Linked DNA regions of Mus musculus: all the other regions are linked to region 3. A link is a loop called in an ENCODE intact Hi-C map of the cell type or tissue named here. Cell type or tissue: heart. All regions are shown on one strand. Each heading gives the region's core, and the rest is flanking DNA. Links, peaks and the distances in the headings are about the cores only. Region 1 overlaps LOC115488208 (a long non-coding RNA gene). Region 2 holds the start of Simc1 (SUMO-interacting motifs containing 1). Region 3 holds the start of 4833439L19Rik (RIKEN cDNA 4833439L19 gene).

The links. Peaks named below come from ENCODE experiments on the same cell type or tissue, not always from the same donor. Only the 100,000 strongest peaks of a DNase experiment are listed, where the experiment ranks them.
Region 1: it touches region 3 in a loop (1.9-fold over the local background); 1 of 42 quality-filtered maps calls a loop at or near these places.
Region 2: a loop joins it to region 3, with 2.0 times the contacts of the local background. A loop is called at or near these places in 1 of 42 quality-filtered maps.

The regions. Positions count from the first base shown.
Region 1 is chr13:54,297,382-54,307,126 of GRCm38, reverse strand. All of the region lies in intron 2 of LOC115488208 (a long non-coding RNA gene), which reads left to right. It also overlaps a transcript of Cplx2 not described here. Among named protein-coding and RNA genes, the nearest start is that of Gm40955, 19 kb to the right of the region's middle. In heart, for the core only: CTCF peaks have their summits at 3,694 and 4,319; DNase peaks (open chromatin) are centred at 3,406, 4,436 and 5,206; H3K4me3 peaks cover 2,404 bases; H3K27ac peaks cover 2,541 bases.
Region 2 is chr13:54,498,656-54,508,400 of GRCm38, reverse strand. Simc1 (SUMO-interacting motifs containing 1) reads right to left here and starts at 4,596. Exons shown (of 10, transcript NM_176987.4): 1 at 4,397-4,596. The coding sequence starts at 4,525. It overlaps LOC115486438 (a long non-coding RNA gene), which reads left to right and starts at 4,087. Exons shown (of 3, transcript NR_168901.1): 1 at 4,087-4,632. It also overlaps the pseudogene Gm2830. In heart, for the core only: no CTCF peak of the experiment used is centred there; DNase peaks (open chromatin) are centred at 4,090 and 4,670; H3K4me3 peaks cover 2,109 bases; H3K27ac peaks cover 1,399 bases.
Region 3 is chr13:54,560,598-54,570,342 of GRCm38, reverse strand. 4833439L19Rik (RIKEN cDNA 4833439L19 gene) reads left to right here and starts at 4,961. Exons shown (of 9, transcript NM_133797.4): 1 at 4,961-5,161; 2 at 5,722-5,828; 3 at 6,071-6,158; 4 at 8,472-8,650. The coding sequence starts at 6,131. In heart, for the core only: a CTCF peak has its summit at 4,571 (motif pointing right); DNase peaks (open chromatin) are centred at 4,492 and 4,972; H3K4me3 peaks cover 1,961 bases; H3K27ac peaks cover 1,678 bases.

The DNA of each region.
Region 1 (9,745 bases), core at 2,441-7,440, 260 kb after region 3:
CTGGCTCGACATGGAGGTCATGCTGCCCTTGTCTGTTTGACTGTGTGCTGAGCACCTTCAAGAAGGAAGGCGGTATTTCATCCTCCCTGCCTCCTCTGCTCCTAACTCAGCATTATGGGCCAACCACTCTCCACATGGCCAACAGAGACTATTTAAAAAGCAAAACCAGTTTTTATCTTTTTTTTTTTTTAGTGTAAACTGCATAAAATTCTACCTTGTGACCATGGCTCGGAAGGTTCTGCTCTGTCTAGCCCTGCTCTGCCCTTCCCTGACTTCATCTATGGTCGGTTCTCTGCACACTCACTCTATTCCAGACATGCTGTCCTCCTACCTGTTCCCAAACAGCCCAGGCTTACATTTAGCCCTTTGCTCTTTACACAGTGTGTGTAGCGTGTGCTTCTCCACAAATGTGACTCTGTTATTTGGACACCAGTTCCATGTTACCATTTCCATGTCTGTCTAAGTGTTTCCATATTTGTCATTATTTTCAATGATTGTGTCTGCTCTGAGCGTGTGAGCCCCAGGAAAGCAGACATCACATGTGTCCGGTTACACCATGTCACTAGCACCTGCAGTGCTTGATGTGGAAGAGCTAGTCAGTGACTAAGTGTCATGAAGGAAGAGTAGAGTCCCTCTGGAGCACTCTGCATGGCAATCCATCCAGAGAAGGTAGTACACCTGGATCTGTTAGTTCAGGCTAACTTCACAGGCTCACGTTATATGTCGCTAGCATTGCCTGCAGCAGTGCCCAGGCACGAGGCAAGCTCATTGGCTATTTTCTGCTGATGTCCCCTCATTGGGGATGTTAAGAGCTCCTTGCCTGTTTCCTCATTTATCTTCCTTTAACTTAGGGTAACTTATGAAATATTATCTTTCACAGCATTGCACAGACCAGGGGCTTCCCTGAAAAGGGAAAAATACTAACGTCTGAGTCAGAACACCAGAGCCCAATGAAGGCACAGCCACTCAGCATAGCTGTCACATTGCAGCAGTCACTGGAGAGACTTTATACTCTACAGAGACACTGAAGTCTGAGTTCTGCCCGAGCCTGGGCCAAATACTACTCATTGACTACATCAAAGGAGCTGTAGTCTGTAGCCCAGAGGGAGGTGTGGCCAAATTCAGGGCAAATGGAGAAAAAGGCTTCATGTTCATTGGGGTAATCCTATCAGGAGCAGAACTCCACAGAGATGGAGTATGGGTGCCTAACTTCAGAGGCCTTTGCTAACAAGAACCAGGGAGCCACCTGGGAAGTAAGCACAGCGGCTGGAGGCTTGGTACCACTAACCTACCTTCAAGTCACTTCTAAAGCCTACAAAGGAAGCTTGCCAGGTCTCAAAGACTAGCTGCCACACACAACCTTCATCCCGGAGACCGGGTAAACATCCCCTGCCCTATTTTAGAGTGGGGGAAGGAAATAGCATACTCTGCATGTACCAGGAAAGCCAAAGCACACATCTAGGCAAACAGTGAGCTGAAAAGCTGTATGTGTGATCCATTCAAAGATACAGGGGATGCCCATGATTCAGTAAAAGTGACTTATTGATCACCATACCCCCACTGTATGAATTCACAATGAAGGCCACTTGAAGGGGAAACTCAGTTTTTCTTCACAGGACTCTATTAGTGTTTTGGTTTTCTTTCTGGACACTGGCTGGTGTACCATCGTCATACAATTCTGTCTGCGTAATGTTTGTCATCTTCTGACTCTTCTCAAAGTAGCTTCTTCTAATGTATGTGTCAGCACAATATGGCTTATTCCTTAAAACTTCCTGCTGAGAACTGGAGAGTACCAGAGGAGGCAGGACAGTCAAGATTTAATAACATCTAAGGTGGCCCAGATGTCTGGGTGACAGAAAGGGGTTACTGATGTTGAAAATATCTCTGCATACAATGATATGAAGTCTTACGTGATGTCTTAGGCTTTTTCAAAAATAAGTCAGTGTGTGTGTGTGCTGTGTATGTGGTGTGGTGTGTGTGTATGTGGTGTGTGCATGTATGGTGTGTATTGTGTATATGTGGGTGGTATATATGTGGTGGTAGTAGTGGTGGTGAGTGTGTGATATATGTTGTGTGTTGTGTGTGTATGGTGTGTGGTGTGATGTCTGTGGTATATGTGGTATGTGTACATGGTGTGTGTATGTGGTGGTGGTGGTGGTGTATGTATGTGTATGTACCCAGTGCATGTGTGGTATGTGTGTATGTATGTATGTATGTATGTATGTATGTATGTATGTGTGATGAGAGTGAATATAGGTATAGGGGAAGTTAAATTGGTCAGCTACTGAAGCTGGGCGGTGTCATCCCCCTGCCCTGCTCCCTCCCTCTCTAGTGTCTCCTGAGGTACAGACTGGCCTTGAACTCACTTTGTAGTCAAGGATAACTTTGAATCCCCGATCTTCCTGCCTCCACCTGGGATTACAGTCCTGTGTTCCTTGGCCAGGTTTATGTGGCACTGGGGATCAAACCCAGGGCTTGGCACATGTGCCACTGCTGCCCTAAAGACTGAGCCACGTCCCTAGCTCCTATTTTTTCCCCCTCTATTATAAATATACTTGAAACACTCCATCCAGAAAAGGCACTTTGGGGACTGGCCTCAGCCTTCCATCCTGGGGACCTTCTGACATGGTGACATCACCCGGGCAGCTGTAATTTCATACCTCCAGGCCTTTGTACACAGCTCCATCTGTCTGCCATCTCTTTTCTCCCACAATCCAACACTCCTGCCTCCGAAGTCCCACAGCCTTGTTTACTAGCCTGAGTACTTATCACACCATATTTTAATTTTACTTTTTGCTTCCTCTGCTGGCCTGTGGCATCCTTGGGGCACTTCTTCATCCTCCCAAAATGTGTCCCCGAACACGTTTTCAGAAGGAATAATTAATGATGACAGCTACTCGGTTTATTTATTTTCAGTTCTAATGTGCCAGGCACCGCACTAAACTCACTACATAGCTATGACATTAAGCCTTAACCCAGTGTGTACTGCTCACGCTATCACCCCTCTTGAATAGTCAAGGAGGCTTCAGGAGGTTATTTATCCGTCGCTGTGTGCTACCAAATGCTAAAGTTGAGGCTGGGTTCAGAGCAGAGGCCACCTGTTCTTCCGCGTCTGGGTCCGTATGGTTCCAGGAGTTAAGGAGCCTGCCTGGGTTCTAGGCTCAATTCTACTACTAAATTGCTGAGTGATTTTTAGGGGACACCTCTGCTCCCTAGGCCCTGTCTGCCTGCGAGAGAATCTTTGAGAGCACTAGAGGGTCACGTGACACGAGGGCCCTCCCAGCTTCAACTCCCGAGAGGAGATCTTTCTTCTCTGGTTGGTTTTCTGCCCAGGAGCTGGCTTCCCTGTCTGGGAACCTCCCAGCTTCTCAGGCTCAGCCTCTTTTCTCGTTAATTGTAGTCTCTCTCAGAGCAAAACCGCCTTTTGCTACCTGCTGCCCCGGTCGCTTCGGCTTCCTCCCTTGCTGGCAAGCTCGGATTTTTTTTCTTTAGGTGGGGGTGGAGCCCTGGACCAGAAGGAGGGGAGCCTGCCTCTGCCCCGCTCCTTCCAGAGGCTTCCCTGTTGTTTCTCAGCCCCTTCCCCCTCCTCCCCGACGGAAACTCAGCCTCACACTTTCTAGGGATGTTCCGGGCAGACCAGCGGTGGCAGCCAGCAGCCGCAGGCTTCTGGGTTGGTCTCTCCCGAGTCCGCCACCCGGAGGTGGGGTGGCCGTTTGCAGGAAAGGGGGGCGGCGCACTCCTGCCTCCCAGTGCAGACTAGGCCCAGCTCGCCCCGCTGGAGCCGGGGACCCTCCTGTGCCGGTCCCCTCCACCCTCTCTCCCAGTCCTAGCTGAGCCCCGCCATTGCTCCGCCAGGCCCCGGGGACCGCAGACCCAGGATGGGGCCGCAGCGGTGACTAGGCCTGGGTCCAGCGCGCCCGCGCTGCCGCTCGGGGAGGAACGGGAGTCCCCGACAGGGCAAGCCTTTCGCCCCGGGAGCGTTCAGGCCCTGGCGCTGCGCTCCGTGGGTCGCGGCCGGGATGCCGCGTCCCGGCGAGTCCCCGTGAGAGAGCTCAGAGCCCCGGGGGCCGCTCGGACCCGCTGCGCGCCGAGCCCCGCCGGAGCCGGGAGCTGTCCCCCGGGCGGTGTGGAAGGGTGCGGGGGGTGGGGGGGGACAGAAAGCGCTGCGGAGGGAGAGGCCGGAGCGGCGGCGCTCAGGGCTACGGACAGCGCGGGCCCTCGGCCAGGGTCTCCCCGGGCCACTCGGCTGGCGACGCTGAGCGAGCGCGGTTTACGAACCTGTTGGAGGCTGCAGTTCCTCCGCGGCCGACCAGGGCGCCCGGGACCGAGGCTCTGGCGCGCCTCTCCCTCCCGTCCTCCTCACTCCTCCGCCGAGAGGCTCCCTCCTGTTGGGCTTAGCGCGAGCCACGCGGGGGGCGCAGAGCCCCTCTAATGTCACCCCGAAAGCTAGCGGAGCTGCAGGGCACACAGCTCAGAGGCCTCCCCCAAGGGCAGCCAGGCTCCCAGGGAGACCCGAGCTTCCTGAGAAGGGAGGCGGGGGCTGGCTGCTGGGACAACAGCGAGTGGCAGAAGAAACGGCAGGGAAGGCAAGAGGGAGACAGGGGAGTTCCCTAGACTCGTAGCTCTGTCTTGAAGTTTGTGGACACGGGGTGGGGGTGTCTGTTGCTAGGACATCTCGACTTGGAAATCTCTTTCCCCCTCTCTCCATATCTGTACACCTACCTGTTCAGCTGTAGGCTCCGCTCAGTTGTCTTTGGTATCTCCTTCGGATGTGTCATTAACCGTCCCCCAGGGAGATCTTTCTGAAGATAGGATATTTAAGGCCATTCACTAGCAAAAGACCGAGTCTTCCTGGTTCTCAACGTGAGACAGGACCCTGAGCAGACTCATCCAGGGCCTTAGCACCCAGGTCTCGTACCTTTTGGCAGCAACCTTACTACTTAGATTTAATCCACAAAGTGAAGTGTTCTAGTGTCAGTGAAATCTCTCCTGCTGGAGGGTCACCCTATAAATCTTTTTACTAGATGTTTGGTCGTATATTATAATTATTTACACCCCAGCTACCGACCTTGTAAAAGCTGGGTCCACATTTTCCTCGGGATCTCCAGCACCTAGCACACAATAGTTGTTCACTTGTAACTGCAAAGGCAGGGGACTCCCTTTTCCTCATGCGACTGCTCATTTGATTTCCATATTTTCCTCGCAGCCTCAAAGGCCCCATTTGGCAGCTTTAACACCAACACTTGTCCTCTGAGTCACCAACTTCCCTTCCAATGACCTCAATTTCCACCCTGAGCTGCTTAAAAAAAAAGTTGCTATTTTCTTTGCTTGCCACCCTCATCATCGTCTCTCACAGGGCTGAATCCTTCTAGTCATTTGTGTTTTAGCTCAAAACTCAAATGCCGCTCTGTCAAGGAGGCCATCTCTGACCATGTGTTTAATTAAAGTGTGTCCAATACGTTCGTAGACAATAGCATCATATCATGATATCATTGACTTTATTTACAATTTTCCTTTGCTGTACGGACAATCAACTTTCAGTTCTTTAGTCATTACTACTCTCTGGAATAAATTGACAGCCATTCCTTGTTATCCATGGGGGGATCTGTTCTAGGAACTTGATACAAAACCCTGAAGATGCTCAGATTTCTCCCATAAAATGTGTTGAATTTGCACAAGGCCTACCCAGTCTTCCCATATGCTCTCATTTGGAGGCAGGGTCTCATGTTGCACAGCCGGCTTCTCCTCCTGCCTCCACCTTCCAAATGTTGGGACTGCAGTCATGTGCCACAATGCCTGCCCTTCTTCCATGCCTCCAGCTGTCTTTAGGGGACTGTGGTGTGACCAGCTGTGAGCATTCTGAGCAGATTTTATCTTAATATGCACACCACAGACTCATCTTTGGGGAGGCTGGGGCTGCTGTGTGGGTGACTATGAAATCACTTCTGAAGTCACCAGAGAAGGTTCAACAAGAGGGGCACATAGAGATCCTTAGTAGGGAAAAGTAGCCAGGAGAGGCTCTCAGGTCAATTTATCATGCAATAATGGGATATGCCACAGACTAGGCAATTCATCATGAACAGAAATGGTCTGGGTCATTGTTGGAGTGGCAGGAAAGTCCAACACAGAGGGGTCTGCAAAGGCCTTTTTGCTATGTTATTCTATGAGAGAAGGAATGAAAGAGGAAAGGAGAGAGACAGGGAGAAAGAGAGAACCTTCTAACATCAAGCTCTGTTACAGTGGGCATTGTCCATTATGAGTTATAGAACCATGGTGAGCTAATGCCTTCCATAGATATTGCCTGCTTCAGTGTCTTAAGAAGTCTGTTTCTAATTCATGAACTTTGAGAGACATGGTCTGTCATGGAGAACTCACAAGTACATGACTGTGCATGGAGTCATAGGCCTCAACAATGGCTCTTTCCTACTCTGGGCAACAAAATCAGACTAACAATGGCCTTCCCCTCCCTACCCAAACTACTTCTCACCAATGTTGTCACTTGATTGTACATGAAAAGCCTTATCCAGTAGGCATCATTCTGCCCATTTTATACCCCAAACAATCGAGGGCAACAGAAGCAGATTGACTTGGAGGGCAACAGAAGCAGATTGACTTGACCAAATCTAACAGCTTGTAAATGGTGATGCTATACCATGATGCACCCTGGGATCTAGAGCTAGGGTACAACTCTTTGCATCTAGGAATTCATGTCCCTAGGAGACACAGGCTAAATAAACAGTATACTGTAGTTCAAGAGTTACTTTCAACCAGGAGAGGGGTGGGCCGCATAAACGGACAGACACTCAAATCAGGATACAATGAAACTTGAATACCAATTACAAATGGTGGAGCACTATCCAGATATGACATACTATGGTAAGACTTTTACGTGCTGTGTCTTAGCTAATAATCATTTGTATCTTTCTCTATTTTACAAAGCAAACTGAAGTCACAAAGCTGGTGGACAGCAGGATGAGGCCTAACTGAGTTTATTTGACTCAAAACCTGAGATCTGAATTCTGAGCCACTGGATCTGAATTTCTGGTGATCAGGAATGGCTCAAAGCTTGCACTGGATGACTGGGTCATATAAAGCCTAATAATGGGGTGCCTAGACGCCTTGCTCCTGCTGGGAAACCTTCCTGTAGGCAGTGGAAGGGATGCTAAACTACCCTCAGGAATAGGTTTTAGAGGTTAAAATGGAACTTTAAAGAATTAAGGAGTGTTTACAAACAGACAAAAAGAGAGAGAGTGATTCAGAGAGAGGCAGAATAGCCAAGGTCTTGGGGTATGAAAATGGAGGTGTGGTATTGTATGTTTGTGTGCACGGAGTTCTAAGTTTCATGTTGTTTGCTCATGAGGCTATAGGATGGGAAGTCAGTCTGGAACAGGCTTGGACTCAGATATCATGATTTCGTGTCCCTAGGCAGTGGAGACCCATTGATGGCCAAGGACTCCAGCTTTAACAGTGGTCTGTGATATCCTCCATTAACCCACAGGAGCTGTGCCATCTTCTCCAATTTTCAAAGGGCTTTCTCTGGGTGCCACACACCACTCTGCAGGGATGTGGATCTGAAGCTCCGTGAGGGTGCCCCGTGTGCCTGTGGTTCTTACTAGTCAGTGAAACTTGGCAGCAGACCTGGACCTGTGCAGGTGCCCAGTAAGTGTTGGCCGAGAATGAAAAACTGCAGGCAAGGAGTCCAGTCTAGAGGCAACCAACTGCTTCAAGTGGCAGGAAAATGAGAAGAAACACACCAGTCTTTAGAATACGTACTCTAGAAAGCACACCGCTACTGCTTCCCACCTCCAAGAGCCTGGGGGTCAGCAGGGGTGGGCGGGTTGTTAGGATTCAGTTTTCCAAAATGGCTTCTGAACCTCACAATTCATGGTACCCAAGAAAGGCTCCCAGCACCGGACCAGGCCTGGGCTTCTCTCCTGTGTTACATCTTTTGGCTCCTGGATTTTGGTACTGGTGTTCTCTGTTTTGTGGTAATCACATCATATGTCATCATTGGAGTTTATGTTCTGAGAGGGTAGCCGCTGTGCTAATGGCCCTCTTGGCTCGGGTACAGAGATCTGCCTTCTCTCCTTCCACTCCTCTGGGAAGTGCTGTGCGCTGTGAGAATGGCTGACTTGCAGGGCTGGCTGGGCTCAGTTCTGTTTGCTCCGCAGCTCAGCTGCTGTTCCGTGTCTTGCCTTGCGCATCTCTCATTCTCAGTGTGGGGTCATAGAGGAAGATTGTCCCCCAGTGTTCAGACGGAGGTAAGATGTCTCCTATGAGAAGGCAGATGGGCCCGCATTCTCTGAGGTAGTTTCTCCTCACCTTCAATACATAGTACAATTACCTCTCGTTTTATTTCTGATGACACTTTCTGCTCTTTGAAATGTCTGGTCACTTATTCATCATCTCTTCCTTTCACTGAATCCCATCTCCACGGGAACCGAGTCTGCCGTGTTACCCCTGGACCTGTTCTTTCAGTCTGCTTTATGTTGCTATGGTACCTGAGACTGGGGAATTCATAAACGTGTAGAAATTGATTTTCTGAATTCTGAAGGCTGGCGAGTCTGAGATGGGTGAGCTAATACATGTGGGGACAAACACAATGTCCCCATAACTAAGAGTGTGATTTATCCCACGAGCCCTTTCCTACGCAGCACGAATCCATCCACGACACTGTCTGCAAGGTACCACTTCCCAGTACTGCTGCATTGGAGTTTCAGGGGACACCTGTAGCTAGCAGCTGCTGCAGTGCTTGGTCAGGTAGGATGAGCCCTGCCCTTGGCACCTTCCTGTTAGGCTGTCACCATCAGGGCAAATGCACACCACCTCAGAAAGTCCAGCACGGGACATTCCAGCCCCGAGAGACAGAATTTTCACCTTTATCCATTTCACACTTGACATGTTTTTATAACAAGTATTTTATATTTTATTCATGTATATGTGGTTGTGTGGGCCACATAAGTAATGGGTGCTGGCGGAGGCTAGAAGTGGGCATCAGAGCCTCTGGAGTTGCATACAGTCATGAGATGTTCCATGTGGATACTGGGAACTGAACTCAGGTCCTCTGGAAAAGCCACAAATGCTTCTAATGACTGAGCCAGCTCTACAGACTTTACTGTTGCCATTGTTGAATTGACTCAACTGATACTCATTGTTGAGAAGGAAACAGGGAAATGTAATTCTTTGTTTGTTTGTTTGGTTGGTTTTTGTGGGTTTTTTGTTTGTTTTTTGTTTTGTTTTGTTTTTTCGAGACAGGGTTTCTCTGTGTAGCTCTGGCTGTCTTGGAACTCACTCTGTAGACCAGGCTGGCCTTGAACTCAGAAATCTGCCTGCCTCTGCCTCCCAAATGCTGGAATTAAAGGCGTGCGCCACCACCGCTCGGTTTAGGGAAATGTAATTCTTTAACCGGTAAATTATATCTCACTTAAATTTTGAAATGGGCATTTGAGGGCAGAACTCTCAGCCTTATTAATTCACAGATGAGGAAGCAGACTCAGGAACCAATATAGTGACTGTTCATTTAGATTGCATAAAGATAGCTCAGTGATACTGGTTCAAATCCAAGTCATTGAATTCAATGAATGCGCTTTGAAGATCATGCCACATGCAATTTGTGACATTTAGGAAAGGATTAAATATCACCATGGGGGGCCATGACTTGTGTTCTAGGCAGGTCTCACCTCTCACTGACTTCTGACATTAGGTAACCCAGGAGAAGCTAAGTTTCCTTATGTGCCTAGCAAGA
Region 2 (9,745 bases), core at 2,417-7,416, 63 kb after region 3:
AGCTGCATATATAGCAGAAGATAGTCTAGTCGGCCATCACTGGGAAGAGAGGCCCCTTGGTATTGCAAACTTTATATGCCCCAATACAGGGGAACGCCAGGGCCAAGAAGCGGGAGTGGGTGGGTAGGGGAGCAGGGCGGAGGGAGGGTATAGGGAACTTTCGGGATAGCATTTGAAATATATATAAAGAAAATATCTAATAAAAAAAGTGTTAGCTTTTAAGCATATATTTAGAATTTCTGAGCTCTTAATTTCTTTGTGAAAATATGTATTTCCACTTGAAGTCATTTCTTTTTAGCCTAAATATCCTGTAATGAAGGGGTACTAGTGAAAAGTTCCGTTTATTTTTTAAGATGTCTTTATTTTGCTTTTATTCTTGGAGGGTATAAGCATAGAGTTCTTAGCACTGGCAGATCTTTACGTCTCCCTTGCCTCCAAATCCAGGCCCCAAGTCTCATCCTCAGTTACATATAGTGTTTTATCAATTAAACACTGATTTTTACGTGTAACGTAATCTTTCTCTGTATAGATACAAAATGAGTTTTCATTGTTTATTCTTCCATATGTCTTATTTTTTTCCCCCACTTTTTGGATCTGTAAGTTAACTACCACCTCAGTCAAATCTGATAAATTTTATTAGCTGTTTTTTTTTTTTTAAGGTGTCTAATCTATTCCTGTTCTTCAGTATTCCATTTCCCATATTTTGGATTGCTTCACAGTACCCTACATCACTATGTAGTTACTGAGTTTTACTTAATCTCCTTGCACTGATTGTGAACTTAGTGATTTCTATTGATCTGTCTTGAACTTCTCTGTTTGCTCTGTCACTGTTTTCCAATTTTCTGATGAGCTCATTTAGTTTATTAAAAACATAACATAACAAAACAAAAAAAGGCCAAGGAAAAAAATTTTTGGAGCCAGGTGGTAGTGGTACACACCTTTAGTCCAAGCAATAAGGAGGCAGAGGCAGGAGGATTTCTGTGAGTTTCAGGCCAGCCTGGTCTACAAGGAGAGTTGAAGAACAGCCTGGATTGTTATACAGAGAAACCTTGACTCAAAAACAAAGAAAAAACATTTAGTTAATGGCAGATTTTTACCTCTCCTCTGAATCCAGTCCTCCAGTCTCATCCCCAGGTGAGGTAGCTACACCTGTTGTGCCCACTCCCACCCCCCACTTCCTGTGGATCACACAGATTCCCCCCTCCCACCACTCTTTGCTTTATCCAAGCCCCCAACTCCAGCAGGCATTCCCTGGAAACCTGCAGTCGCCTCCATCCAGGGAAGTGGCCCCCAACTCTGGCAGATATTAGAAGATATTAGAGGATGGAAAGATCTCCCATGCTCATGGAACAGCAGGATTAACAGCAAAAGTAATCTACAAGCCGGGCGTGGTGGCGCACGCCTTTAACCCCAGCACTCGGGAGGCAGAGGCAGGCGGATTTCTGAGTTTGAGGCCAGCCTGGTCTACAGAGTGAGTTCCAGGACAGCCAGAGCTACACAGAGAAACCCTGTCTCAAAAAACCAAAAAAAAAAAAAAAGTAATCTACAGATTCAATGCAATTCCCATCAAAATCTAAAACAATTCTTTTTTTTTTAGGTTTATTTATTTATTTTATGAATATGAGTACACTGTTGCTATCTTCAGACACACCAGAAGAGGGCATCCATTACAGATAGTTGTGAGCCACCATGTGGTTGCTGGGAATTGAACTCAGGACCTCTGGGAGAGCAGTCAGTGCTCTTAACTGCTGAGTCATCTCTCCAGCCCCTGACACAATTCTTGAAAGGCCAATCTCCTTTTTTTATATGGAGAAAACAGAAAAACCCAGGATAGCTAAAACAATTCCCAAACAGTAAAAGAACTGCGGGAGGTCTCACTATTTCCAATTTCAAGTTGTGCTAAAGAGCTATAGTACTAAAACCCACAAGACATTAGCACAAAAATACACAAGTTGATCAATGGAATGGAATCGAAGACCCAGACATAAGTCCACGCACCTAAGGACACCTGACTTTTGATAAAGAAGCTAGAATATATACTAGGAAAAAGACATCAATATATGTATGGTGCTGGTCAAATTGGCCGGCTACATGTAGAAAAATGCAAATAGATCCATTCCCATTTACAACCATGCACAAAAGTCAACTCCAAATGGATTGAAGATCTCAACAGAAAACCAGATATACTGAATTGAATAGAAGAGAAGTGCCTTGAATTTCTTGGCACAGGATGAGACTTCTTGAACAGAACACTTTTAGTGCTGGCAGGATTTCTGTGTATTCCTGGATGTCTTGGAACTCCTTCTGTACAACAGGCTGGCCTTGAATTTAAGAGATCCAGCTGCCTCTGCCTCCAAGCCCTGGAATAAAAGGTATATGCCACCACAGCCTGGCAGGAAAAGATTTTTAACAACTACATATTTGATAGAAGTCTACTATCCACAACATATAAAGAACAAAAAAAAAAAAAAAAAAAAAGCTATCAAGAAAACCCAATTAAAAACTGGGGTAGCACATATTCCTTTGTAAGGAACTTATTCTACAGACAGTCCCATCGCTGTCTTCACTAGCAAGAGCAAACAGGCTCAGCTGAATCATTTTTTTAAAAATGTCAGAACATGAAATTGATAAACTACCATGTGCCAGGATACTTACTATATACATGGAACAGCAATTTTTTTTATATCTCTACTTAAAATTACGTTTATAATTCAAGGAGGTGAAAAGTCACTTTTCCAAAGATGTTTGTGGACCTCAAGAACAAGGTTTCCTATCAGAGTGAAGTAAACAATTTAGTAACTATGAACGTTGTACAACCCAACGTATTATATGGATGAATCACACCACAATAAAGGTACTGTTAAAAGATAAACTAGCAGCCCAGCAGTGGTGACGCATGCTTTTGATCCCAATATCTGGGAGGCAGAGGCAGGCAGATTTCTGAGTTCAAGGCCAGCCTGGTCTACAGAATGAGTTCCAGGACAGCCGGAGCTACACAGAGAAACCCTGTCTTGAAAAAAAGAAGAAAGATAAACTAGCTATAAAGGTATATTTACAAGCTAGATAATACAAAAATGCAAAAATTATGTTCCTCTCTTAAAGAGAGAGAACACATATTGTCCCAGCTAGTTTTACATCAACTTGTAACAAGCTACAGTGATCTGAGGGAAAGGGACCTCAATCGAAAATGTATAGCCTAAGATCCAGCTGTAAACAAGTCTGTAGGGCATTTCCTCAACTAGTGATTGCAGTGGGAAGACCCAGCCTATTGTGGGTGGAGCCACCCCGGGCTAGTGGTCCTGGTTTCTGTGAGAAAGCAGGTTAAGCAAGCCAGAGGTGGCAAGCCGGTAAAGAAAGCATCGCTTCACCATACGGCCTCTGCACAACCTCTACTTCCAAATTCCTGCCCTGCTTGAATTCTTGTCCTGACTTCTTTAGTATGAACAGCGAAGTGTAAACTAAACCAATTTCTCTCCAAGTTGCTTTGGGTCATGGTGTTTCATCACAGCAACAGTAATCCTAAGACACCTACCTTTGGGTGTAGGAAGACTTCCCAAAGGCAACTTAGAATGAATGAGCACTCAAAATGTGATTTACACGCTTATAGAGTAGCTGACATTGATTTAGGACACATATTAGGAAGAACAGAGAAGGATCCCTTGATTTTTGAAGCCACAGCATGTAGATCATGGTAGGGGTCAGGTCACTAAATTTCTGTGGAGAGTTCTAGAAAGCCAGAGACCACAGATATTTTTATTCCATCACTTCAGGAGCAGGGACAAAGATAAAGAACCGAAGGAAAAACAAAGGTGGGAGTGCCCCGCCCCCTGGCTTTGTATGTGATTCGCATCTGCAAAGCAAAATTAACTGTCCTTCTCCACAACTCAAAAATCGGGGCCCTAGCTCAAGAACTAGGCCCTGCAGCGCAGCCGCCACCATGCCAAGGGCGGCGCTTCCCTCGCTCGCAGCCGGGGCTCCTGTTACCTCCTTGCACACATCTGTGCCCATCATAAGCCAAACAATTACGCGCTCCCGCGCGCCCGCCTCGAGGTCCGGGTGGCGGCTGCGGCCTGGCCAGGACCCCCCACTCCTCCCGCTGCCAAAGCTCTGGAGCCAGCTCGGGCCGGAGGCCACCGCCGGCCACCGCTTGGCAGCTCGCACTGGTGCTCAGTGTGTCGCCCATGTGCTCGGCCGGCTCCGCAGCACAACCCTGTAGGGCTCAGCGCTGGCCAGCCCGAGGCCTGCCTTGCCAGCGGCGCCACCGAGCTCCTCGAGGCCCGAGGCCGCCAAAGGCGGGAAGACACGGCGGCGGGGAGCCAGGGTCGCAACGCTGAGGCCCCGAGGGGGCGACGCTCGGCTCCCGTCGGGCGTGGCGAGCGGCAGTGGATTCACTCACCACGGTTCGGCGGGGCAGCGCGCCGGGGGTCCGAGACAGGGCCCGGCGCAGCCTCCGCGCCCTGCCCGAGCGGGTCCCGGCCGAGCTCTCGGAGCCACTGTCGTCGGAGATCACGATAAAGTCCTCCATGGCTACGGGCCCGGCGGAGCCACGCGCGAGCGGCGAGCGGCCCCGGCGACTCCGACTCCGGTTCCAGCTGCTGAAGCGACTGCAGCGAAGGCGTCGCAGACACCGGGGTTAGTACCCCGCCGGCCCCGCCCCCTCCATTGCCCCGCCCCCACCGCGCCCCGCCTCCAGAGGACCGGTCCCGCTCGGAGCCCCGCCTATCTCGGGGGCAGCCGCGCGCCCGGGTCAGGGCAGTGTCACAGAACCCTGGAGGAGCCAGGCTCCCTTTCCCTCAGAGAAGGAGAGAGAGGGAAGAGAGGGAAAGGGAGGGATAGAACCGAGGGGCTGGGCCGCATGGTCGGCGGGCTTGAAAAACGCTGAGGTTGAGAGGTTGTCCGCCGCCGCTCTCAACCGATCACAGTGGGCAGTGCTGGTGACGAGCCCCTGGCTGCAGGTGTGAGGACTGGAGTGAGCTGATGGAGCCTCTGATAGCGCATTTAATTGACCCGGTAGTGGAGCCTGCACCTGGCAGAAGGAGCAGTGACGCCTTCGGGTTAAAGAAGCCCTGAGGGGCTGAAAAGGGTAACCTGAACCTAGGGTTTTATTGACTGGGGCTTCTGGCTGAGATAAGGGAGAGATACCCACTCTTGTGTGTGCAGGTAAATCCGTGGGATAAATTCCCAGAAGCAGGTTTATTGGATCAAATCTATGTTTTTATTGTTATTTTGACAAATGGTACCAAATTGTCTTAAGTTGTGCCGATTTGCGGTTTCACCAACAATACGTGTCGCAGGAATTTAAACTGTCAGATGTAAGAGTTTGTTGAGTTTCTAGTTGACAGAAACCACTGAAAAGGCACATACAGAGAGCTATGAGGTCCCAGAGTGCCCGTATACTCCAATGCTGTGAGCAAGCAGAAAATATAGGGATAAAATTGTATCCCCATCAGAGGGAAATATGGGTAAGTAGTGAATTCTTTGGTTGTTTTGTTGAAGGGTAGGGACATTAAATCAAAATAGGGCCCATGGCTATTTTAAAAATGTGCAATACTGACAAAACCCTGCTGCTTATGCTCAAGTAACTTCAAAAAATAGAATAATAAAATGTCTTTAACAAAAAGGGGGGAGTTCCTAGAGGCAAAGCTGTTGTGTGCTGTCTAAGCAGCGTGTGATGCAGTGTTTTCTAATCTTTAGTGAACTTCTGAATCAGCCAGAGAGTGTATAATAAAGTTTGCAGGACTACACACCAGTGTTTCTGACTGAGAAACTGAGTTTTGGGAGTGAGCCCCAAATTGGTATTTCTCTCAGGTTTCTAGGTGATATTGACATTGCTTAGAGTCTGGTGAACACACTTGAAGGTTCACTGCTCTGAGTCAGGCATCACGGTGCTTGCCTTGAATCCTAGCTCTTGAAAGGCCAAGGTCAGCCAGGGTGAGAGAAAGGGAGAGGAAGGAGGAGGAAAAGGAGGAGGGGAGAGGGAAAGGGGAGGGAAGGGAAGGAGAGAGATCACTGGCCTGTTGGGCAAATAGCTTGACCACAGGTTTCAGATGTTTTGGTCCAGTGGGTGAATTGTTATAAAGGGATACAGTAAAGTAAGTTTCCTGTAGTGCTATCAAGCATCCATCTCAACACACACACACACAACACACACACACACACACACACACACACACACACACGGAATCTAATCTAGGACTCCATACAGGCTAAGCTATACCCCTGTCTCTTTGACTGTGGTTTTTCTAATCAGTTATCTCTAGCGTCTAACTGCCTCTTGTTCCTCCACTCAGCCCTTAAATCTTTATTTTTTTTTCTTAGTCCTTTGGTTTTTTTTTTAAGCTTTTATTAGATTTTTAAATATTATTTTATACAAATGAGTGTTTTACTTGCATGTATGTTTGTGCACCACACAGATGCCTGGTGCCTTCAGAGTTCAGAAGAGGGCATTGAATCTCCTGGATTTGAAGTTATAGGTGGATGTGAGCCACGTGGGCACTGGGCACTGAACCTAGGTCCTTTGGAAGAACAAGTTCTCTTAACCACTGAACCATTTCTTCAGCTCCCAGTCCTTATATCTCCATGCCCCTCAGCGTTTCGCCATGGGCCGTTCCACTCTTTACTTTCCCTTCATATAGTCTCAAGTACTCTGAGGCTTCTGTGACCATCTTTGATGTTCTCCCCACCCGACACGTTTATTTCCAGACCAGCCCTGTCCTGTCCAGTCCTTAAAGTTCCATTTACACATCTCCAAATGGATATTCATGTTTCTAGGCATCTATCTACAACTAAACTCACCTCTGTTCTCCCCACCAAAAACTATCTTCTTTCAAAACCAAAACTGAAACCCAGGCTGCTCTCTTTCAGTATTCTCTAGTGTACCTGAGTGGCAAGCTTATCAGCCAGCAATTATTCAAATGAGCAAGCTGCTTGGTTCCTGCTTCAAGTCTTTTACCTCCTGCCATTCACTTCCTTTGGATTCTGCTGCTGTGACTCTGGCTAAATTACTGTCACCTCAGGCCCAATCTTCTGAAATGGCATGTCTTTCCACTCCTTTTTGTTCACTAGCCAAATTGGTCTTTAGGAAAGTGTGTAAACGCAGCTGGTATCACATTCTTGACGTTCCAGCACTGGGGAAGTGGAGACAGGAGAATGCAGGCTTTGAGGCTAGTTTGGGCCCCACAGCAAGAACCCTGTCTCAAACAAACAAACAAACAAACAAACAAAAGTATGTATGCATCCTTTTTCCTTAGGTCTCTTAACCTTGTAGTCAGCACCATGTGCTGGAATAAAACACTGCAGACTGTGTGGTTTAAACAACAGACATTTATTTCTCCAAGACTTAGAGGAAGGTTAGGTGCTTGTGATGGTTTGTATATTCTTGGACCAGGGAGTGGCACCATTTGGAGGTGTGGCCTTGTTGGAATAGGTGTGACCTGGTTGGAGTAGGTGTGTCACTGTGGGTGTGGGCATAAGATCCTCACCCTAGTTGCCTGAAAGTCAGTCTTCCACTAGCAGCCTTTGGATGAAGATGTAGAACTCTCACCTCTGCCTGTGCCATGCCTGCCTGGATGCTGCCATGCTCCCACCTTGATGATAATGGACTGAACCTCTGAACTTGTAAGCCAGCCCCAATTAAATGTTGTATTTTTTTTATATAAGACTTGCCTTGGTCATGGAGTCTGTTCACAGCAGTAAAACCCTTACTAAGACAGTGCTGGTCCATTTGGTTCCTGGTGAGGATTTTCTCTCTTGTGCTACATGGGGCCACCTTATTGCTCTGTCCTTACATATCCTATGTGGGTCACTTGAGAGAGGAAAGGTCTCCCCTTCTTCCTCTTAAGCCACCAATCCCACTAAATCAGCTAACCTGCATCTCCTTGCTGCTTTGTTTTGACAATATGATACAAACCAGAGTCACCAAGGAAGAGGGGACCTCAGCAGAGGAGTTGTCTCTACTGTAGGCACATCCGTGGAGGCATTTTCTTGTTTAATGATTGCTATGGGAGGGCCAGCTCACTGTGGATGGTGCTACCCCCGGGCAGGTGGTCCTAGGCTATATTAAAAAAGTACACTGAGGGCTGGTGAGATGGCTCAGTGGGTAAGAGCACCCGACTGTTCTTCCGAAGGTCCAGAGTTCAAATCCCAGCAACCACATGGTGGCTCACAGCCATCTGTAACAAGATCTGACGCCCTCTTCTGGAGGGTCTGAAGACAGCTACAGTGTACTTACATATAATAAATAAATAAATCTAAAAAAAAAAAAAAGTACACTGAGGCTCTCCACCTCCGGCGCCGTAGCCATCATGAATGAACCATCCAGACCAGGAAGTTCATGACCAACCGACTGCTTCAGAGGAAACAGATGGTCATTGATGTCCTTCATCCTGGGAAGGCAACAGTACCAAAGACCGAAATTCGGTAAAAGCTGGCCAAAATGTACAAAACCACACCAGATGTCATCTTTGTATTTGAATTCAGAACCCACTTCGGTGGTGGCAAGACCACTGGCTTTGGCATGATCTATGATCCTTTAGATTATGCAAAGAAGAATGAGCCTAAATGCAGACTCGCAAGACATGGTCTTTATGAGAAGAAAAAGACCTCCTGAAAACAGCGAAAGGAACGCAAGCAAGAACAGAATGAAGAAGGTCAGGGGCACGGCGAAGGCCAATGTTGGTGCTGGCAAAAAGAAATGAAATACCTAGCAGTGAGTGGAGATTGGATACAGCCAAAGGAGTAGATCTGCGGTGACTTGATGTTTTGCTGTGATGTGCAGATTTCTGAGAGGACAAATAAACTAAAAAGCTTCTACAAAAAAAAAAAGTACACTGAGAAAGCCAGGGAGAGCAAGCCTCTTCCGTGCTCAGCCTTCAGTCCCTGCCTCCAGGTTGCTTCCTTGAATCCCTGTCATGAACTTCCTCAGTGATGCACTGTTGCCTGGGTGTTTTAAGATAGAATAAACCCTTCCCCCCACCCTCCAGGTTGGTTTGGGTCGTGGTATTTACCAAAGCAGCAGAAAGTAAACTAGGATACATATCTCCCAGGGACTCCATTTCCAAAGACCAGCACATTGAAGGTTAAGGATTCTGTGTATGGGTTTGAGGGAAATGCAGACTTTCCGTCCCCAAGCACATTGTGAACTAAACATAAAGACAGACATATCTTACTATGTGATTTTTGGATCATCTAGATATTTAGATACGTCTATATCTAGATATAGAGTAAATATATTTACTCACTGAAAGGCTATGCCAGTCTAGGTCATTGCCTAAGTCCTGGTCTCTCTGTGCTTATACTTTAAGGGAAACAGACTAGAAAATCCTGGTCGTCTACAGTCATCAACCTGTGAAGCATACATATAGGACAGTTTTATTTTTCTCCTCCAATAACCACTACCACTCTCTCTAGAAATCCTCTTGCTTTCTGTGTAGCAATTTCCCCAAAGACAACCCTACTGTAACCCCAGTCCAAGAGTCATATATGTGGTTTCAGGTACTGAAACTTGTGGTTTTAGCTCATGTGGTTCCAGGTGTTAACACTTCAGCATGATCCATTAAAATATTTCATCTCCTGTTTAATCCATAGCTTTTCCTGTTATTTTAGTACAGGTGAGTTTGGGCCGATAATCGCTCTTAGGGGAAAAGTGGGAGATGTCTCTTCCCTTTCTCCCTGCCTTTCTCAAGCCCAGAAAACAAAGGAGAAAGAATGTTCTCTGCCATACCGCCCTTGAAGATGCTCACCCTGC
Region 3 (9,745 bases), core at 1,642-6,641:
GGTGAGGGGAGATGACGCGTAGGGTGTGGGGAAGAGTGACAGAGGGTATGGGGTGAAATGATGTATGGGATGGTGTGAGATGACGAAGGTGTGAAGTGATCTCAAGGAGCCTATAAAAAATTGACTCCTCGCTGGGCATGGTGGCCTTTAATCCCAGCACTTGGGAGGTAGAGGCAGGCGGATTTCTGAGTTCGAGGCCAGCCTGGTCTACAGAGTGAGTTCCAGGACAGCCAGGGCTATACAGAGAAACCCTGTCTCGAAAAACAAAACAAAACAAAACAAAACAAAACAAAACAAAACAAAACAAAACAAATTGACTCATCTGTGGTAGCTAGGCAGATACAGGCTGAAGTAGGTCGTGCTGAGTCACTCCAGTACTGAACTGAACAAGACAGGTCTCTAAACTCAGGCTTCTTCACTAGGCCTCAGTATCTGGCAGAATAAGGCCGAAAAGTTTTCTTTCTTTCTTTCTTTCCTTCTTTCTTTCTTTTTTTTTTTAAATAATTATTTATTTTATAAATGATGAGTACATTGTAGCTGTCTTCAGACACACCAGAAGAGGACATCAGATCCCATTACAGATGGTTGTGAGCCACTATGTGGTTGCTGGGATTTGAACTCAGGACCTCTGGAAGAGCAGTCAGTGCTCTTACCTTCTGAGCTCTTAACTCTCTAGCCCCCCTGAAGTCGTTTTCTTAAATCTGCATTCAGCCTAGATTCCAGGAAGAACTAACAGTCACCTCTTGAGACTTTCTCTTCCCACTCTACTTTCCAGGGTTACAGAAGCAGCACCCCTCCTGCTTGTGGGGCACAAAGTCAAGAAAGTGCTGCAGAGCAGGCTCCTCCCCTTCAGAGCAGGCTCCTCCCCCTCAGAGCAGTAAGCTTGGTGGCCAGTTTGCACCACTGGGAAACAGTCTCTCTCCCAGGCAACAGGGGCTCCTTTGGTTCCTCTTGTGGAGTCACACTTAAAATAATGGCCAACTAGCTAACATTCTGACCAAGATTACCCAGTTATGAATGCTTCTTGTCCTCTATTTTAATCATTTAAAAAATATATTTAATTTGCAGGACTAGAGAGATGGCTTACCAGTTAAGAACATGCAATGCTCTTCCAGGGGACCCAGTTTGGGTCTCTGCACAAAAGGTGGCATACTGCTGTCTGTAACTCCAATTTCAGGAATTCCAATGTCCTCTTTTGGCCTCCATGGGTACTAGGAGATACTTATGATACAAAGACGTACATGCAGGCCAAATATCAACACATACAAAATAATGCAAATAAAAATTTAAGCACACTATCTCCTCTTCCAGAGGACCCAGGTTCCATTCCCAGTACCCACATGGCACTGCTTGTATGCCAGTTCTAGGGAATCCAATGCCCTCTATGACCTCTTAGGACACCAGGCACTCATGTGCTGCAATACGTACTGTAAGAGGTTTCCAGGCCTTAGCACAAATGACTCCATGATAGACGTATCAGTCAGGCTGTAAAACAGCACGTAGACAACACCACTTGCTAAAACTCAAGCAAAGGCTTAATCTGGTGGCCAATGTGGGGCATAACCAGCTGACACATACTACAGCTCTGCCCATGTGGACCACAGGAAGGACCACAGGAACTCTGGTTTGAACAAAAAGCATGAGTAGTTCCTGGGCTACGGCCCACTGACTTTTGGCATTAGCCCCAAAGACGTAAGCCTCCCTACTCAGAGAGCAGGCACTCTGTCTTTTTGGAAGCAGCACCCCTCCAGCAGAAAGACCTGCCTGCTGAAGCAAATAGCTGGCGGTGGCAGTGGGGCAGAGCAGGCTCCACCCCCAGACCAGGCTCCTCCCCTCAGAGGAGGCTCCTCCTCTAAAGTTTTTGTCATTGCCCTACAGACGACCCTGGTGCTCAGACCCTGAACGTGATACCCTGAGCAGGATTTCCCTGTCTCAGGATTGTCTAATCATTGTGTTCACACCAGAGGCTGTGTAGATTGTGAAAGCCAAGACTTGTGTTTTGAAATTCCATTGATAGTGTGAACTAAAGTGAATGAAGGTTAATTGGGCACCTTCAGTTTAAGTGAGCACTCACTTATAAACCAATTTGGTGTCATTTACAGGACATGGCAATCCTAAGCATGCATGTAGACACCTCATAAACACAGGCAGACACTCCATAAACACACGTAGACAGACATAAAGTTGGACCAAAGGATTCATTGTCTTTTTATTTGTTAATTTTAAGTTATTACTATTGATCTGATTATTTTCTCCACAGTATTAACTAATACTTATTCTAAAATATGCATGTCCAAATGTGAAGCCAGGGAATTGTGGGACCAAGGAGAACAGGCCCGGAACAAGAGTGAGGTCAAGGCATGTCCAAACCCCAGAATCTGGGGTCTGACATGGACAGGAGTGTATGATCAAGCCTGTGTGTCCCAGCACAAGTAGCCCTGCACTCCCACATTTGTCCCCCACCCCCAGGAGGTTATGTAGCCTGAGTTGCCAGGCTAAACTTCCTCACCCTATGTACTGGCTGGCTTTGTATGTCAACTTGACACAAGCTGGAGTTATCACAGAGAAAGGAGCTTCCCTTGAGGAAATGCCTCCATGAGATCCAGCTATAAGGCATTTTCTCAATTAGTGATCAAGGCTGGGAGGGCCCAGCCCATTGGGGGTGGTGCCATCCCTGGGCTGGTAGTTCTGGGTTCTGTAAAAAAGCAAACTGAGCAAGCCAGGGGAAGCAAGCCAGCAAGCACCCCTCCATGGCCTCTGCATCACCTCCTGCCTCCAGATTCCTGCCCTGTGTGAGTTCCTGTCCTGACTTCCTTTGGTGACGAACAGTAATGTGGATGTGTCAGCTGAATAAACCCTCTCCTCCCAACTTGCTTCTTGGTCATGATGTTTTGTGCAGGAATAGAAACCCTGACTAAGACAGCCATTATAAGGTCATGTCCAGCCGCACAGTAGCACCTGGAATCCTTCCTCATGGTAATGAGGTATCCCTAGCACCCTGGCCCTGGCCAATGATGTTCACTCACCCTGAAAGCCTCCATCCCCTCGAAGGTTTAAATAGCGTTTATTCCCTCCATTAAATGAGCTGCCTCACTGAAGCTCTCTCCTAAGAGTCCGTTCTCAATGTGCTCACTGCCACCTGAGGTCTCTTGCTCCTGGTTGTCCTGCCTCGGTTTCTCTCTCAGGATCTACCAGTTGCAATAGTAGCCAATCACATGTACTCACATACATAAAATAAATAAATAAATCTTAAAACAAGATATTTTCAAAATATTTCATTTGTTTTTAAAAAAAGACATTTTAACCTTATAAAAGATTTGTTTTTTAAATGTGTGTGTGTTTGTTTGTCTTTTTTTTTTTTAAAGAATTTATTTATTTCATGTATGTGAATACACTGTCACTGTCTTCAGACACAACAGAAGAGGGCATCAGATCCCATTACAGATGGTTGTGAGCCACCATGTGGTTGCTGGGAATTGAACTCAGGACCTCTAGGAACAGTAGTCAGTCCTTTTAACCACTGAGCCATCTCTCCAGCCCTGTGTTTGTTTTGCTTGCATAGATGTGTGCCTGTCTGTCATTCACATGCTGAGGCTGTAAAAGGGCATTGGACCCCTTGGATGAAGAGTGATAAGCAGCTGTGAGCTGTCCTATGGGTGCTGGAAATTGAATCTGGGTCCTTTGGAACGGCAGCCAGTGTTCTCCATTGAGGAGCCTTCACTTCCGTCCCCATGTTTAACCTTTTATGTGAGAATTGATCTGCACCCTTTCCTCCCAGGAGCAGTAAAGTAAAAACACTGGGAATACTTTTTCAAGTGTCACACTGCAAATCAAGTGTGTTATTCACAAATGAAGTATACAGCTTACAGAAGACATGAATTCCTGGCCCAGTCTTGGTCCTAACAGAATGCAAGCAAAGTCAAATGTATTCCCATCTTTTAACACCCTCCGATTCTTCCTGAGCGGACAGTGAACCTTGGACTTGGAGCAGAGTTGAGTGTGGGTGTTTTCAGCTTTCTCTCATGGAGCAGAGCAGGGAAGTGTTTTTGAGACCTCTGAGTGGCTACCTCTCCAGGTCCACTTTTCTCATAGTTATTATCCATTTCCGGGGAGGCGGATGCTCCTGTATTTAGTCCTGTACTAGTGTGGAGCCCGCCTGACTCCACTGCTAATTAAAGGGAGAAAGATTAACTATCAGATCCTCTCTGTGTGTGGGAGGTATGGTAGTGGTTCTTAACCTGTGGGTCACGACCCACGAAGGCGCCTACCTGGCTTCATGGTTCATTGAACTGTGCCCTTCCCCCCAGCCTTGAGCAGGCAGAATCAGACTTTGTTTCTGCCACAGTTGGCTAGCCCACCTAGGGTGGAGTCTTCCAATCTAGGTAAAGTCTATTGTGTGCCACATCTGCAGCTTCCTGCAAGAAGCCACCACCTGCTAACAGGCTGCCTGAGCTTGCTTTCCTGATAAAGCAATGAGAGTCTGGCAAAGTGGGGGATGGGTCTCCCCCCTTTAAATTCAAGTATGTGGGAATGGGAGACCGACTGCGGTGTCCTTGGGAGCCAGAAGAGGGCAGCAGACCCTGGGAGCTGTACTACAAGAGGTTGTGAGATACCAAACCTGGGTGCTGGGAACAAACCCAGGTCATCTGCAAGTGCAGTAATTACTGTTTTAACTGAACCATCTCCAGCCATCAATCTTCATTCTTTCCCCCCTTCTCATCCTCAGCCCCCACCACACTCCTTGATTCAGGCAATGCTCCTGCCTCAGCCTCCAAGTGCCACAATTCTGTAATCAAGTAAAAAGCGCAGAGGAAGTGCTGGAAACAGGTGACCTCCTTTCTGGGAACCCCGTGGAATTCCCTTTTAGAGTTCAACCTACAGGGAGGTGTTCCGGTGGTGGTGGGTACGGAGGCACGCTCAGATCTCGGACTACAACTCCCAGCATGCCCCGCGGATCTTCGAGTCAGGTCTCGCGCGACCTGCGACAGTCTCGGGGTGGTTTGGGGGTTCGGTTGCCGGCCGGCGACTGTCCTCCGTAGGGGAGCGTTCGTCGCGCTCTCACGATGGCTCTGCTCTGTTCAGCCCAGCAGCCTCTTGGGCCATCTGGAGCCTCGGAGCCTCTTTAGTGCGGGAAGTCGGGCCGCAGGCGGCGGGCGAGCAGGTAACCGACCGCGGCCTGGCGGAGCTGGGGGCAGCCTGAGTTCCGGGGCGCCGCGGCCTGGGGGGCCTGGAGGGGGGCTCTGTTCCACCCTAGCGGGGCTCGAGGGACACCAGAAAGACCCGCACAGTGAGCCTCGGAGCATCTGCTCGCTGCGAACCAGCCGGCTTCGCCTTGAGGGGTGGGACCGTGGGAAGGTCGGGATTGGCTTTACACATCTCAGAGGCTTTGTTTTGCACCTCCTGCGAGAGAGTCGTGGGCTTGGGGTCGCTAAGGGAGAGGGAAAGGGCGTGTGTCTGGCTTGCGGATGTCCCTAGGACCGCAGTGAACTTGAACAAAAATCTGGACCAATAATGCCTGCTGTGCAGCGCCGCGGGTTTGTTTTCAAGACAAGGGTTGTGTGAGAATGCGATGACTTTTAGTGATGCCGAGTTGGTCTTCTATGCTGGCATAGCTCATTTCTGCCAAGGGGAAAGGCTGCTATGTAATCCGGCTGGGGAGTGGTCGGATGTTCGGTGGACTTAGGGGCGCTGTACCAACCTTGCTTGTTTATTGTTACTTAGAGCCTCTGGATGGACCCTTCCTCAGAAGCTTCGCTAATTTGCAGAAGCTGGGCAATGCTCCTCATTAACATCTGTCTGTCTGCATAGTCCGGCGTCATTTCACTGTGGTAAGGTGTCTGTCTAAACTGAGGTTTGGCTTTCTCCTCTCGGGTGTTCAGAGGAGCCAGCCATAGGATACTGGCAAACTAGTGGACTTTATCCTTCCGGGGGTGTGTTTGTCACTCATTGGTTCTAGCGTGTGTATGTGTCAACCTTACTTACCAGCCATAAGTCTCTGCGTGTCTGTCAGAGCACTGGAATGACCCTCTGCTGTGCAACATAAGAAAATGCCCTATGTTATTTTTATTAGGTGGAAGGGACTCAGCTCCGAATTACGTATAGAAAAAAACACCTGGATCCCTGTCTTTCAATGGCTTCAAGACAACCAGAAGTGCCTGGTAAACTTAAGTTCTTATTGGTTAAGTCTGTACCCCCACCCACATCCCCCAGAGAGCTTATTTTCTCAGAATCCTTAGTACTGATCTTCTTTAGTATTAGGTCATCACCTTCTCAGCCGTGGTATACACCCTGACCTTGGCTTACAGCCTCTTGCCATAAGTGTCTTTTGTGAAGAGTAAACACTTTTTGTTTGTTTTTCCAGAGACAGGGTTTCTCCGTGTGGTTCTGGCTGTCCTGAAACTCTGTATTTAGACCAGGCTGTCCTTGAATTCACAGAGATCTTACCACCTCTACCTCCCAAGTGCTGTCTTTAAAGGCGAAATCATAAGTGAAGTTCAGAGTTGCTGCTAAATCTACATCTACTGTTTTTTTTTTTTTGAGACAGAGTCTCCCTTTGTAGACTTGGCTGTCCTGGAATTCACAGAGATCCTCCTGCCTCTGCCTCCTGAGTTCTGGGATTAAAATGCATGTACACTGCACCTGGCTCAAAAAAGTTTTTGGGCAGGCAGTGGTGGTGCACGACTTTATCCCAGCACTTAGGAGGCAGAGGCAGGTGGATTTCTGAGTTCCAGGACAGCCAGGGTTACACAGAGAAACCCTGTCTCGAAAAACCAAAAAAAAAAAAAAAAAAAGTAGATGCCAGCGGCTTTATTACTATTGTCTTTATGAAGCCATTGGACAAGGTGTTAGACACTGTTTGAAGTCGCTCCCCAGTTAGGCAGGTTAATGGAAGCTTCCTCCATGTACCCTAATACCATTTGTCTCTACCATCACGTGTGTCTTCCACTTACACTGGACTCTCTAACGCCCTTGTCACCATGCAGAGCTATGTGTGTGCTCATGAGCTTAAGGCTTTGTAGCTGGCAGCAAGGAGTGAGCCCTGGCTCAGTGTCTCCTGCGCATTTGCTAGCCGTGTGGTAGTGCTTAGGTTCCGTAGCACGGTTTCCTGAGCTGGGAAATGGGAAAGAGTTTACTTAGAGAGGAGTAGATAGAAGGAGGGCTCTCAGTGCCAGGTCATTTGTGTTTGCATGTCTTTTTCCCTTGAGATAGCAATGTACATACTGTAAATTCACCTAGAGTGGGTGATTTCATGGTTGGTGTGTTCATAAGGTTATGCATCCATCAAATTAATCTACTTACAAAGCATTTTCATGCCCCCAGAAATACTTTGTACCCATTAGGAGAAACACCTCATTGCCCTCTCCCTGGCCCTTGGCAACTAGTAACTTCTTGGGCTTGTTAGTTATTAGTATTGGTGATGGTCACATGGTAGCTCTGGGTCCCCTTGCTGTTTAAGTCAAACTTGGCAGGGTTTGAGCCTTGCTGCCAGGCAGGTTTCTACCTTGACGAGTGCGATTATGTAACAGGAAAGTATCACCTTGAAGGCAGGTTCTGGATCAGTGACCAGACAAGTGAAGCCTGCTCTCTGCTCTGGCACAGCTCAGAGTACACACAGCTGAAGCATGACGCCTCTGTCACAGCTGGACGTGCCAGCAGTCAGCTGTCGTGGTCAGGAATGGCAGGCTCAAGCTGGCGGTGTTGATGAGAGTGCCTGTCAGTAATGCCTGTGGTGGAGACGTTTAAATCTTCAGAAAGCTAGGAACTAGAGGGCATGCCAGGCCCCAGACGAGGAACTGTTCCTTGTAGTTTTCTTTGGAGGGGGGACACAGAAGGCGCAGGGCTCTTGATAAACTAGGTCGAGCCTCAGCTAGCTAGCCATTTTCTCTATGAACTGAGGCAGCTCCTTTCATCACTAGGGTTTAGTTTCCTCATCAAATGAGACAGTGACAGGCTACAGACTGAGGGAAGAAAACATAGAATGATACCTTTAGTCACTTTCTATCCTCAGTCTTGTATGACTGAGAGTTAGCATGTGAGTTTTGAGATAGGTTTGATTTTTGACTGAAAATTGTGCTTTGAAGTTGTGACTCTGCATAGGCTAAGTACAGTAACTTGAGGTTCAGGTTCTTTATTCTGTAAAAGTTGATGAAGCCCTGGAGTGGTTGTCTGTGCTTGTAGTCCTAGCACTTGGGTAGAGCTGAGGCAGGAAGACTGGCAGAACTTGAGGCCAGCTGTGCAAGCTATATAGTGAGTACTAGCCAGCCAGGACTACGTAGCAAGACCTTGTCTAACAGGATTGTGTTGCTGAGCCAGTGTAGTAGACAAAGAAGGCAATGAGCACTGATAGCAGGGCTGTTATTACTCCCTTAAATGGATTAGCTGTCCCCTAAGTGTCACAGCTTTCTTATCTACAGATGAACTTAAAGTCTGTTCAGTTGACATCCCATATTGACAGGTATCTCTGTTCTTAGCTCTTGCTCCCAGCGGGCCTCTAGGCAAGATGTCCCTGCCCATCGGGATGTGCCGTCGGGCATTCAGCTATGATGATGCCCTAGAGGACCCTGCGCCCATGACTCCTCCTCCATCGGACATGGGCAGCATCCCCTGGAAGCCAGTGATTCCAGAGCGCAAGTATCAGCATCTTGACAAGGTACCTCACCCTGCTCACGGCTTCTGGCAAACTCACCCCATTTTTCTTCCTGTTCCAGAAGCTTCCGTGGTTCTCAGTCCCTACAAAACCAGGCAGCAGTTGTTCCCTTTGTACATCTTCTGTCCCTTTTTCCAATCCAAAACTTGAATAGTAGTGTTATCTACAAGAGATTCTTCTAGACTCTGCTTCCCCAACTAAGAAGCCAAACTCCAGAACCTGCATACCTGAGTTCTGATGAGTCCTGCTTGTCTCTTTATAGCTTCTCTGTTATCCAGCTATAGTATTATTAGAATATTTGCATAGACACAATGAGGTAGTGGGGGAAAGGACCAAGTCTAAATATGAAATTAATTTATGTTGTATGCATACCTTTTCCCTTATGTAGTCAGATTTTTATGCACTAAATGAAATTTTACACCGGGAAATTTTACTGTCTCTTGTGTCATGGCAGTGTGCAAAAGTTTCAGATTTTGGGGCACTTGAGAGTTTAGGTTTTTGAGTAGTGATTCTCGGCCTATATTGTATTGCAGCATTAAAATGAAGGTCTGGCATAGAGTTCAAAAACCCTTTAAGTGGTTCGTTTTGTGATTGGCATCAGCGCAGGTCTCTCTCTAGTGCCTGCTGTGTTGTTGCTCGGGCATGGGTCACCCTGATGCCCGTCACCCAAAGAAGGTCAGCCTGGTGCCCGAGTCAGCGGGGAGCTGAGGTAAAGCCATTTCCCTGCAGCCTCTGTGGGCCTGAGAGGAAGCGTGCAGTGAGGGTCTGTGTAAGCAAACTGGGGTAGATCCCTCAGAGTCGTACCAGGGCACAGTGCCTCTGTCTGAGTGGATGTTGAGGGAGTAAAGTAGGAGACTTAGAGGCTGGGTTGGCGTGGGCGGTAGCTGAGCTGGGTGCTGTCTGAGCTTTCCTTTCTGTTTTCCTGTTACATTCTCAGAACAGGGACTTCTTCCTGTGGTCTGTCTGCACTGCTGTGTGGAGAAGAACTCCTTGTGTTAGTTGTCTGCTGTAATCCAACTCCGACAGCTGTTGAAGAGAAAATGTTGTGTTTAAGACAGAGGGTAGACTACAGGGACTGGCAGCCAGCATAAGGAAGGT